Regions from separate parts of the Homo sapiens genome. Here region 1 is linked to region 2. A link is an interaction called in ENCODE POLR2A ChIA-PET data of the cell type or tissue named here. Cell type or tissue: CD4-positive, alpha-beta T cell. All regions are shown on one strand. Each heading gives the region's core, and the rest is flanking DNA. Links, peaks and the distances in the headings are about the cores only.

Region 1 (5,377 bases), core at 209-5,208, 1.3 Mb before region 2:
AGGCATCATCCTAGATGAAAGGTAGGGCCCTTTTCTTCCTCTGGGAGAAGACAGGAACACAGAGGAGAAAGGATGGGAAAGGCAGGGACTGGAGATGAGGGAGTTCACTCGTAACCCTCCATTTGATAATGGAAGGAAAGAGGAGCCAAGATCACCTGTTGAGACAGAGAAGGGAGGGAATGGGTGGGGAGCTCAACAGGAGTGGCAAAAATTTGGAACCAGTGTCTTGCAGAGATTGGAAGGATAAATTTCCACAATATGGTTGTGCATGGTCTTTTGTAGTTCTCAGTGGCCTGATGAAGACACGCAAAGGGTAGTAGGAAGCAGCAGGGCGGGGATGTTGAAGAAAAAAGTATGGGTCAGATTAATATTGAAAGGGCTGCATTTGAGGCATGAGAGAAATAGAGGATGAAGGCAGGACAAGGCTGATAGACTGGGATGAGGAGAAAAGCTAGAGAACTAGACATATATTAAGGTGCAAGAAGGAGCTTGGCCCCAAATCATCTGCAAGGTGGAGCATCTCCTATAAGACCTCAGAAATGGAGCTTGAATTTGAAAGCTTTGACTTCTCTGTGCACATCCTTACATTGTGTTTGTGCTATCTTTCCCCATCAAGTCCAGTGGACCTCTGGAGCCTGAGTTTCAACTGTTCCAAGAGACATCTGCCTCTCTCATTGAAGGGCCCCTCTCTGGACCTCTCAAAAGAGAATTTTCCTGATGCTATCTGGTCTGTTTTAAGTCGGAATATTTCAATCATGTCCTATCAATTTGGTGAAAAGATCTGTCCAGCTCCTTTTACAGACAAATAGAAACCTAATTCCATATGGTTATTGAAATTTTCTAATTGTTTCTCACCATGTTTTGTGTGACCCCTCAAAGGCAGACAGTCCATCTGTTATGTTATTTTCATAACTTGTTGGCAAACTCATTAAAAGCAGGAACAAGGTCTTCCATGTCCCTTGTCTGTACAACCCATTCCATGGAACCTGGTGCTGGCACATGGCAGGGCACTCAATGCATGCTAGTGGGAAGCTGAATTCATATATCAAGGAGATTCCTATTAGTGTTTAAACTAAAGAAATGCCGAATAACCATTAGTCATGTGAAATACTTGCTTAAAGACAAATTGATTCATTAAATCCTTCAGCAAAATTTGTTGACTGTCTACCTTTTGCCAGGGGTTACACTAGACATTGGGGATGAAAACAGCCTTTCCTCCTATTCTCAGTAGCAGGGAGCTTACAATCATGCAGATGACACAGGTACATACAAATCATGATCACAGAGTGCGGGAAGGATTGGGATATTCAAGAAACAATACGGTGCACAGAGTAGGATGTAGTCCCTCCATCTGGATGTCAGGAAGGCATGGCAGATATGATGATATTTGAGAGGGGCCAAGGAGGAGAAAAAGAATTTTGTCCTCTTTGTCCTCCTGGTGCAGCCAGGGAAGGGGGAGAGCAGACTGGACAGGGAGGAGACTGTTCAAGGACATGGAGACTGCAGAGCATTACGTTTTGGAAACGTCAGTGTGAGTTGCTTCTTGGGGCATGGCAGGACATCAGGCCAGGAAAGCAGGTGGGTGCCAAGCCTTGAGGAATGCCAGCCTTGATTCTCAAACTTTAGCCACAGAAGTATCTAATCACAGTCTCACCGCAATGCAATAAGTGAAACGAACAACAGCCAAGCAGATTTGGTGGTAGTGGGGAATACAGAGGCCACCTATTCAGCTCCTTCTAGATTCCACACTCTCACCTCCCAACACCTGATGTGATGAAAGAGGAGTCCCTGATGAACTGCCAGGGCTTTAAATGTCTATTTGAAAACCATCACTGTGGCAGTTGGGAGAGAAGCAGATGAGTACTGAAAACCAAGAGAAAGGCGCTCAAGCAGAATGATGCTTTAGAAAGGCAAGCAGCAGGAGGGTTTCGAACATGATAGAGAGAAGAGACTGTAGCGGTTACAGGTGAGAGAGGAGGCTGGCCTACGCTGGGTAGTGGGTAGGAGCGGAAAAGAACATGAGGGTCAAGAGCCTGGTACAGCTCTATACAGGTGGAATCCACAGGAACTCGAGGTGGGATGGAGGGGACCAACGTGAGAGAGAGAATCATGGGGAGAGTCAAGTGACTTTGCAAACGGATGTCCTAGGGATTGAAGTGCTGGGTGCAGCAGAGCCCTGATTATGGCAGAGGGAAAGTCACGCAGGACAGGACAGAAGCCACGGCCTGTCTTCTGAACCTCCAGGGTATGGAAGCCTGGTGGGAGAATGGATAGGCAGTGGTTGTCCTGATTTGTAAATTTGTCTTCTCACACTGCCGGTGCGGGGAAACTGTGGAGCAAAGTTTCTCCACGCAGACAGAGCTGGGGTGGAGCTGGCCCACACTTGCTTTGCTGGAGGCAGGGTAATTTGGGAAAATATTTTTGGAAAGCAATTTGCATGCCATCAAGTTATAAAAATGTTCAAACCTCTTGACCCAGTAATTCTACACTTGGGAATTTGTCCTAAGGAAATAGTTCAAAAGAATGAAACGCTTTTGTTCATGCATCCAAATGTTAATTAATTAGAAATTATGCATTGTACTGCATACATTCCAGGATCTCTGCCAGGTGAATGAACGTGTTTGCTGTGGCAATGTTTATAATTAGGACATAGTAAACAACCTAAATTATTTTAAATGCCACAGTGGTTTAGTGAGATGAAACATCTATGTGATAGACTACAGTAGTCCCTCTTTATCCTTGGGGGGATACATTTCAAGACCGCAGTGGATGCCTGAGATCTCAGGTAGTACTGAACCCTATACACATTATGTCTTTTCAGTCTTATAACTGAGACAACTACTAAGTATAACTGAGACAACTACTACGCGACTCCTGGGCAAGTAGTGTATATAACGTGGATACACTGGACAAAGGGATGACTCACATCTTAGGCTGGACCGAGCGGGACCGCGAGAGATTTCATCATGCTACTCAGAATGACATGCAATTTAAAACTTATGAACTGTTTGTTTCTGGAATTTTGCATTTAATATTTTCAGACTGCAGTTGACCGTGGATAAGGGAGGATGCCATACTGTGTTATGCTTTACTACTCTGTGACGCCAGTGGAACTCAAAACGGCCTGCTTGCTGCCGTGGTTAAGGCATATTGTTGGGAGTTCACTGCCTAGGCCTGAATCCCAACTGTGTCATGCTCTGAGCTGCCTGACTTTGGCAAGTGTCTAAGGCTCAGTGTCTTTAACAGTAAGGTGCGTGTGACATTAATACCATCTCATGGGGTTGCTGTCAAGGTTAAAGGACAAAAAGTGTGCAATTCCTAGCAAAAGAATTCAGTAAAAGCCAACCATTATTTTAAATATGTAAGAAATGTGGGTCAATATAAAAAGACTGATAAAGACTGCCTCAAATTTACAGGCCCCTATTTATAGCTTCAGGAAATATTCTGAGTGATTTATCTCCCATATTTTGTCTAGTATCATTGCAATAAAACCTGTGAAGACACAGGTGACACAGAAAGTCAAGAAATAGTTCATCCAAGGAAGCACAGAATGACGGGCAGGTTCTGTTTGCTCTCTCCTCAGCAGTGTTTGGCCAGCGCTTGGATGAGACTGTGGCCTATGAACAGAAATTCGGCCCCCATCTGGTGCCCATCCTGGTGGAGAAATGTGCAGAGTTCATCCTGGAGCACGGCCGGAATGAAGAGGGCATCTTCCGTCTGCCTGGGCAGGACAACCTGGTGAAGCAGCTGAGAGACGCTTTTGATGCTGGGGAGCGGCCCTCCTTTGACAGGTACATTGCCCCACTGCAGTGTCCCACCTCTGCCCTCCCCTCTGCTTGGCTTGGCTGGGAGGGCCTCTCCATTCCAGTTGAGCTATGGGACTTGCATAGAGACTTCTAAGAGCCCTGGCTTACAACAGAAAGAGCCTTTGTTTCGCCCATGATTGGGAATTTGGGAGACGGGAGCACAGTTAGGAGAGTGTGCAGATAGTTTATGTGACAGATGATGTGAACCAGAACTGGAACCCTGCTGGGCAGATTCAGGTGATGTTTAAGGCACAGGAGAAGGTGATGTGCAGAGGAGGGGAGAAAGATGGGACGTTGCCTGAGGCTCACCCTTCAGGACAGATGAGGAACATGGAAGAGCTGAGCTGTACAAACACTCAGTGTAGTGGAGAATGCACCAGATCTATATCCAAGGGCACCAGCGGCTTTCGTTAGCATTCCAGAAGTGGCTAGAACCAGGACTTCTTGTTAGTTTCCTGGATCACAGTACTACGTGATTCTGACTCAGTTCTGAGCCCTTTTGCAGGAGCACATCCTGATATCTTGGCCGCCTGGCATTCCTAAGTGTGGAGGTCTCCCAGCCCTGTTTGGGGCATATCAGGCATAGTGACATTTCCTCCCACCACCCCCTTCCTCCCCACCTTCTCCAGCCACTCAGCTGAGGTTTCCTTCTCTGCCACACTCAGCTAGTAAAATCCCCACCCGATGTTGTGCAATCTCCACCCCAGTTGCCTGCGTGAACTTGTCCTGCTGGCATAAGATTGACTGCTCTTTCCAAATTAGCAGCCCATAAACCAAGGTTTAATAAGATGGGCCTGAACTCTACCCAGTTTCCAAAAATGAAAGTTGCTAAGCTTATTTTGGACAATGGGGTTGGGTTGATTCTGAGAAAATTGTGAAGACCTAAGTGTCATCTTGTGTAGAAGCTCCCTCACCCCTCACTCTAATCACCAACGCCGCCCATTTTTCCTCCAAAGCTTCTCTGAGGTCTATATGTTTCTCTCCATGCTTATGGCCACAGTTGTAGTTTGGACAACCATAGGGGTGTCTTTCTTGCCCTTAATAAGTTAATTTCCCATGGGTGCTATATTTTAGCACCCTAGGAAGCAAGAGATGGGGTTCTTATTGGAACAATAGCCCGTTATTGGCATCAAACACAGGGACCTTTCAGCAGCACCATAAACTGCACCTTGTTATCAGGCACTTGTTCCATTATGCTCACCACCTTTATATTCAGTTTCTTTTTATGTTTTCAGTTAACCTTGGCCTGAAGAAAGATACAGGTGGGTTGTTGCTAGAGCAATGCCATATAGTGTGCCAAAAGGAATAGAGGTGATTGCTGGGATATGCCAAATAACTGCCTTAGGCTCTAGCCTATGCACTATGGAGTTGGCATGGGTGGTGGTGTGGGAATCTTTGATTATTTTGAAATATTTGAGGCTGGAAGAAGGAAAATTACCTTACCTTGCGACATCTCCACCCCTAGAAGTGAGGGGTAGGGTTTTTACACATCCAGAAATAGGAAAGGTCATCGGGGGCTTTTCAGGGGCTTCGCAGGGGCAACTCTTAGGTCCACATAACCCTTGAGAGGA
Region 2 (5,377 bases), core at 321-5,320:
ACACCACAGACTGTTGGAAGCAGCAAGAAGCTACCACACATTTGTGGCTCCCACACATCCACCCAAAACACACCAGCAGGAAGAAAGAGCAATATATTACTCAGGTTTCCTGTCAGGACATCCTGGCTTGAAACACAGGTCTGTCACTTAAAAATATTAAGATAACCCGCAGATGGGAAACTGCTTCATTATGTCCTTGGGAATCTCAGAAAACTGTCAGCTTATGAAATAGAGCTCAAAAGCAAGTAGAAAATCACCCATTCCCATTGATGACGGGTAGTTTTTCTTCCAGGCAAAGAGGATCACAGGAACATGGGGGCATGAAATGACTGAAGGAATCTGGGCTGGGGAAGGCCCCATGCAGTTTCTGGGCAGACTGGGTCTTGTCTCAGACCAACAACCTTGGTCCAAATTTGTCATAAGGACATGACAAACTCAGTATACAAGCATTACCGCGTAAGTAGTAGGCCCTATTTTGTTGGTGACTGAAGATTGCCTTTGAATTCCCCAGTGCCCATAGGCCCTGCACGCCTCACCATCTGCCATTGAACAGTGTAAGGTGTAAGCAGATCAGCTCAGCAGAACAGTATAAGGCTACACTTTGAACAGTAGCTGTCTCCTTGGGGGAACCCTACAATGAAGGGGAATCCATTAAAAGGAGGGTATAGGCTAGATGTCTGTTCTCCAGGCTTGTCATGGCAAGCTCAGGATCAGAGAGACCACCCATCCATTCATCAATGCATTCATTCACTCATTCAATAGACATCTATAGAGCACTTTTTTTTTTTAGACGGAGTCTCTCGGTTGCCCAGGCTGGAATGCAGTAGTGCGATCTAGGCTCACTGCAACTTCCGCCTCCTGGGTTCAAGCAATTCATCTGCCTCAGCCTCCTGAGCAGCTGGGACTACAGGCATTAGCCACCACGCCTGGCTAATTTTTAAAATATTTTTAGTAGACATGGGGTTTTACCATGTTGGTCAGCCTCGTCTCGAACTCCTAACCTCAAATGATCTGCCTGCCTCGCCTCCCAAAGTGCTGGGATTACAGAAATGAGCCACCACATCCGGATTTTTTTTTTTTTTTTTTTTTTTTTGAGACAGGGTCTTGCTCTGTCACTCAGGCTGGAGTGCAGTGGTGCAATCACGGCTCACTGCAGTCTCAACCTCCTGGGCTCAAGCAATCCTCCCTCCTCAGCCTCCCAAGTAACTGGTACTACTGGCGTGTGCCACCATGCCCAGTTAATTTTTGTATGTTTTGTACAGACAGGGTCTTATGTTACTCAGGCTAGTCTTGAACTCCTAGGCTCAACCAATCCTCCAGCTTTGGCCTTCCAAAGTGTTGGAATAACAGGTACTGTTATTCCGAGTAACTGGTACTACTGGCGTGCGCCACCATGCCCAGCTAATTTTTGTATTTTTTGTAGAGACAAGGTCTTACTATGTTACCCAGGCTATTCTCGAACTCCTAGGCTCAACCAATCCTCCAGCTTTGGCCTTCCAAAGTGCTGGAATAACAGGTGTGGGCCACTGTGCCTGGCCACTGCAAATTCTTGGGAGCCTGCTGTCTCTCTTAGCCAGGTTACAATGGATACTATCTGTTAACACTAGTATTCCTACTATCCCATATTCAATCTTTACTCCTCAATCACAAACTTTTTTTTTTTTTTTTTTTGAGACAGAGTCTCATGCTGTCCCCCAGGCTGGAGAGCAGTGGCGCAGTCTCGGCTCACTGCAAGCTCCGCCTGCCAGGTTCACACCATCCTCCTGCCTCAGCCTCCCGAGCAGCTGGGACTATAGTTGCCCGCCACCACACCCGGCTAATTTTTTTGTATTTTTAGTAGAGATGGGGTTTCACCACGTTAGCCAGGATGGTCTCAGTCTCCTGACCTCGTGATCCACCCACCTCGGCCTCCCAAAGTGCTGGGATTACAGGCGTGAGCCACCGCATCCTGCCCTCAACCACAAACTTTTATTTCCTTCTGCTATTCTATCCCATGATTCTCATAAACCATCAAAATGTCTTCAGAATGCCAATTTTTTGTGTGTTCCGATTTCATCTCTGGCATGATAAACTTTATAGCTCTGAAACTCTTGGTTCAAAAAATAGTGCCGTGGAGAGCTAGGTGGTCACCCTGAGACCACAACTTGCAGTCCCTCCAGGCTCATGCCTGTATCTGTGAACAGGGAATCTCCTGAGGAAATACACGTGGTCTCCACAGATTCCACAGCCACACCCATCTCATGACCTGGATTCCTCCCCTCCCCCCTGCCCAGCCTCCACCCCCTGGGCAGGAAAAGGAGCCGAGAAAGTGAGTCTTCAGCTCCTTCCTCTTCTGCACTTAGATCTATCACATCTCACCACATCAACACTGTTATTTTCTTAGAACTATATAGTGTTTATATTTGGGGTCTAGGGTAAAATTCCATTTTCATCTATCATTGCAACTGGCTTTTCTGGCTTTCTCTTTTGGAGATCTTGGCTTATTTTTCCCCAGGGAGTGAGTCATATTCACAAACACGCCTTATCTCCTGGGACACAACCTGGTCAGTTAGCTACCCCAACTCACAGAAAATGATCACAAAGATTTTGTGTCCCTTTTACTTTTTTTTTTTTTTTTTTTTTGAGATGGAGTTTCGCTCTTGTTGCCCAGGCTGGAGTGCAATGGCATGATCTCGGCTCACCGCAACCTCCGCCTCCCGGGTTCAAACGATTCGCCTGCCTCAGCCTACTGAGGAGCTGGGATTACAGGCACCCGCCATCACGCCTGGCTAAGTTTTGTATTTTTAGTAGAGACGGGGTTTCACCATGTTGGCCAGACTGGTCTCTAACTCCTGACCTAAGGTGATCCACCCGCCTCAGCCTCCCAAAGTGCTGGAATTACAGGCGCGAGCCATCGCGTCTGGCCCCCTTTTACCTTTATATCACTCACTTCCACAAAATTTATTTAAAATTTAGAGGAAAACCTCTGTACTTCCTCCTGCCTCCCACCCCTTGTTTTTTTTATTAATTTTTTTTTTTGAGACAGACTCTTGCTCTGTCACCAGGCTGGAGTGCGGTGGCACAATATCAATTCACTACAACCTCCGCCACCCGGGTTCAAGCAATTCCCCTGCCTCAGCCTCCCAAGTCGCTGGGATTACAGGCACCCATCACTACCCCCGGCTAATTTTTTGTATTTTAGTAGAGACGGGGTTTCACCATGTTGGCAAAGATGGTCTTGATCTCCTGACCTCGTGATCTGCCAGCCTCAGCCTCCCAAAGTGCTGGGATTACAGGCGTGAGCCACCGTGCCTGGCCCCCTTGTTTTAATTTTCTCCGTAGCACTTGTCACTATCGACATACTAGATAGCTTATTCATTTGTTCATCATTCATTCATTGTTTGTCTCTCTCTCTTTCCTCACTGGAATGTAAACTTTTGGCCAGACATGGTGGCTCACACCTGTAATCCCAGCACTTTTGGAGGCCGAGGCTGGCAGATCACTTAAGGTCAGGAGTTCAAGAACAGCCTCTGGCCAACATGGTGAAACCCCATCTCTACTAAAAATACAAAAAAAATTAGCCAGGCATGGTGGTGCATGCCTGTAGGCTGCAGTGAGCCGAGATTGCGCCACTGCACTCCAGCCTGGGTGACAGAACCAGACTCCATCTCAAAAAAAAAAAAAAAAAAAAAAAGAATGTAAACTTTTTGAGGGCAGGGCTTTTGTTTGTTTTGTATATTGCTGTATTCCCAGGCCCAGCTCAGTGCCTGGCACATAAAAAATACTCAATAAAGGTTGAACAAATAAATTGGTGAATAAATAGTTGATTTTTCCTTCCTTGTCTGAGGCCTACCACTTCCCTCTCCTGCCACAATGTCTTTCCATTGGCTCAGTCCCTAAGAGATCAGATGACTGTATGTTCTGTGTAAGCTGTGGAGGCGAACCACCAAAACAGTGGGTAGTTCCTCTCCATCTCCTGCATCTCCATCTACTGATAGCACAAACATTTTGCAAGTCCTACTCACCTCCTCTGTGGCACCATCCCTTAACCTCCCACAGTGATCTCACCTTCTTCTGAACTCACAGCATCCAGTGCATGTATCATTCATCTACAATTTAGCACTTTCTGCCTTGTGTGGATAATATAATTCTCCTGAATGTGAGCAAAGCTGGCTTCCTGCACCAACCCCTTCCCCTCTTTCCAGCAGCTCCTCACTTCTTACCTCGCGGAATTTAAACAAGGACCCAGATGTGGGACTTACACTTTCAGGCTGGCCCAGTACGAGGGGACTCATCTCTCAAACACCTAGAGAGTTCACATAATGTTGAGGGACATATAAATCAAATGCCAATTTACTCACACTGAGGAATGACAGATATTCAAAATGGACTGCAACGCTTGAACTGGCCTGACTGGCCGATGTCCCCATGGGCTAAGGATTGCTTAGTAAAATGCAGACTTAGAACAAAAGTAACCAACCTAAAGTCAGGTCTCACTTTTTAAGGCAGAAGATCCTCTTTCCTGCAACAGGAGCAGCAGCCTGACCAAGGAACTCACGGAGCTTACCTGGTCTCCCACTAGCCTTGGGTCCTGCCAGGGCTGTACTTGGAAGCACAGGTACTTTCAAGGATGGCCAAACCCCTCCTGTTAAGTTTGCCAAACTGGTTTATAACCCAATTGATTAAACTTCACCTAAATTACAACCACTTTCCAGCCCCTCTCCTATTAGACTATAAGCTCCCGAGGGCCCATGCCTTGCAGGTTTCTTTTTTCTTTTTTTTTTTTGAGATGGAGTTTCGCTCTTGTTGCCCAGGCTGGAGTGCAATGGCACAATCTCGGCTCACCGCAACCTCTGCCTCCCAGGTTCAAGCAATTCTCCTGCCTCAGCCTCCCGAGTAGCTGGGATTACAGGCATGCACCACCATGCCCAGCTAATTTTGTTTTTTTGTTTTTTTGAGACGGAGTCTTGCCCTGTCGCCCAGGCTGTAGTGCAGTGGCGCAGTCTCGGCTCACTGCAACCTCCGCCTCCCAGGTTCAAGTGATTCTCCTGCCCCAGCCTCCCGAGTAGCTGGGATTACAGCCGTGTGCCTCCATGCCCAGCTCATTTTTGCATTTTTAGTAGAGACGGGGTTTCACCATGTCGGTCAGGCTGGTCTAGAACTCCTGACCTCATGATCTGCCCGCCTCGGCCTCCCAAAGTGCTGGGATTACAGGCGTGAGCCACCGCGCCCAGCCTTAATTTTGTATTTTTAGTAGAGATGGGGTTTCTCCATGTTGAGGCTGGTCTCGTACTCCTGACCTCAGGTGGTCCACCCGCCTCGGCCCCCCAAAGTGCTGGGATTACAGGCGTGAGCCACCCCGCCCGGCCAGCAGGTTTCAATAAGTATGTTGTGACAG

Evidence for each region. ChIA-PET counts read pairs that join two places held together with the same protein. Peaks named below come from ENCODE experiments on the same cell type or tissue, not always from the same donor. Only the 100,000 strongest peaks of a DNase experiment are listed, where the experiment ranks them.
Region 1: POLR2A ChIA-PET joins it to region 2 with 5 read pairs; 1 of 35 experiments calls an interaction of 5 or more read pairs at or near these places.

The regions. Positions count from the first base shown.
Region 1 is chr2:68,803,690-68,809,066 of GRCh38, forward strand. It overlaps ARHGAP25 (Rho GTPase activating protein 25), which reads left to right. Exons shown (of 11, transcript NM_001007231.3): 5 at 3,584-3,791. Among named protein-coding and RNA genes, the nearest start is that of LINC01888, 26 kb to the right of the region's middle. In CD4-positive, alpha-beta T cell, for the core only: no CTCF peak of the experiment used is centred there; DNase peaks (open chromatin) are centred at 2,942 and 4,472; H3K27ac peaks cover 1,095 bases.
Region 2 is chr2:70,133,783-70,139,159 of GRCh38, forward strand. No RefSeq gene overlaps it. Among named protein-coding and RNA genes, the nearest start is that of LINC01816, 11 kb to the left of the region's middle. RefSeq lists enhancers at 1-62, 1,966-2,025, 2,086-2,135, 4,489-5,030, 5,031-5,377 and a silencer at 5,315-5,377. In CD4-positive, alpha-beta T cell, for the core only: no CTCF peak of the experiment used is centred there; DNase peaks (open chromatin) are centred at 479, 1,735, 2,299 and 3,949; H3K4me3 peaks cover 1,200 bases; H3K27ac peaks cover 4,228 bases.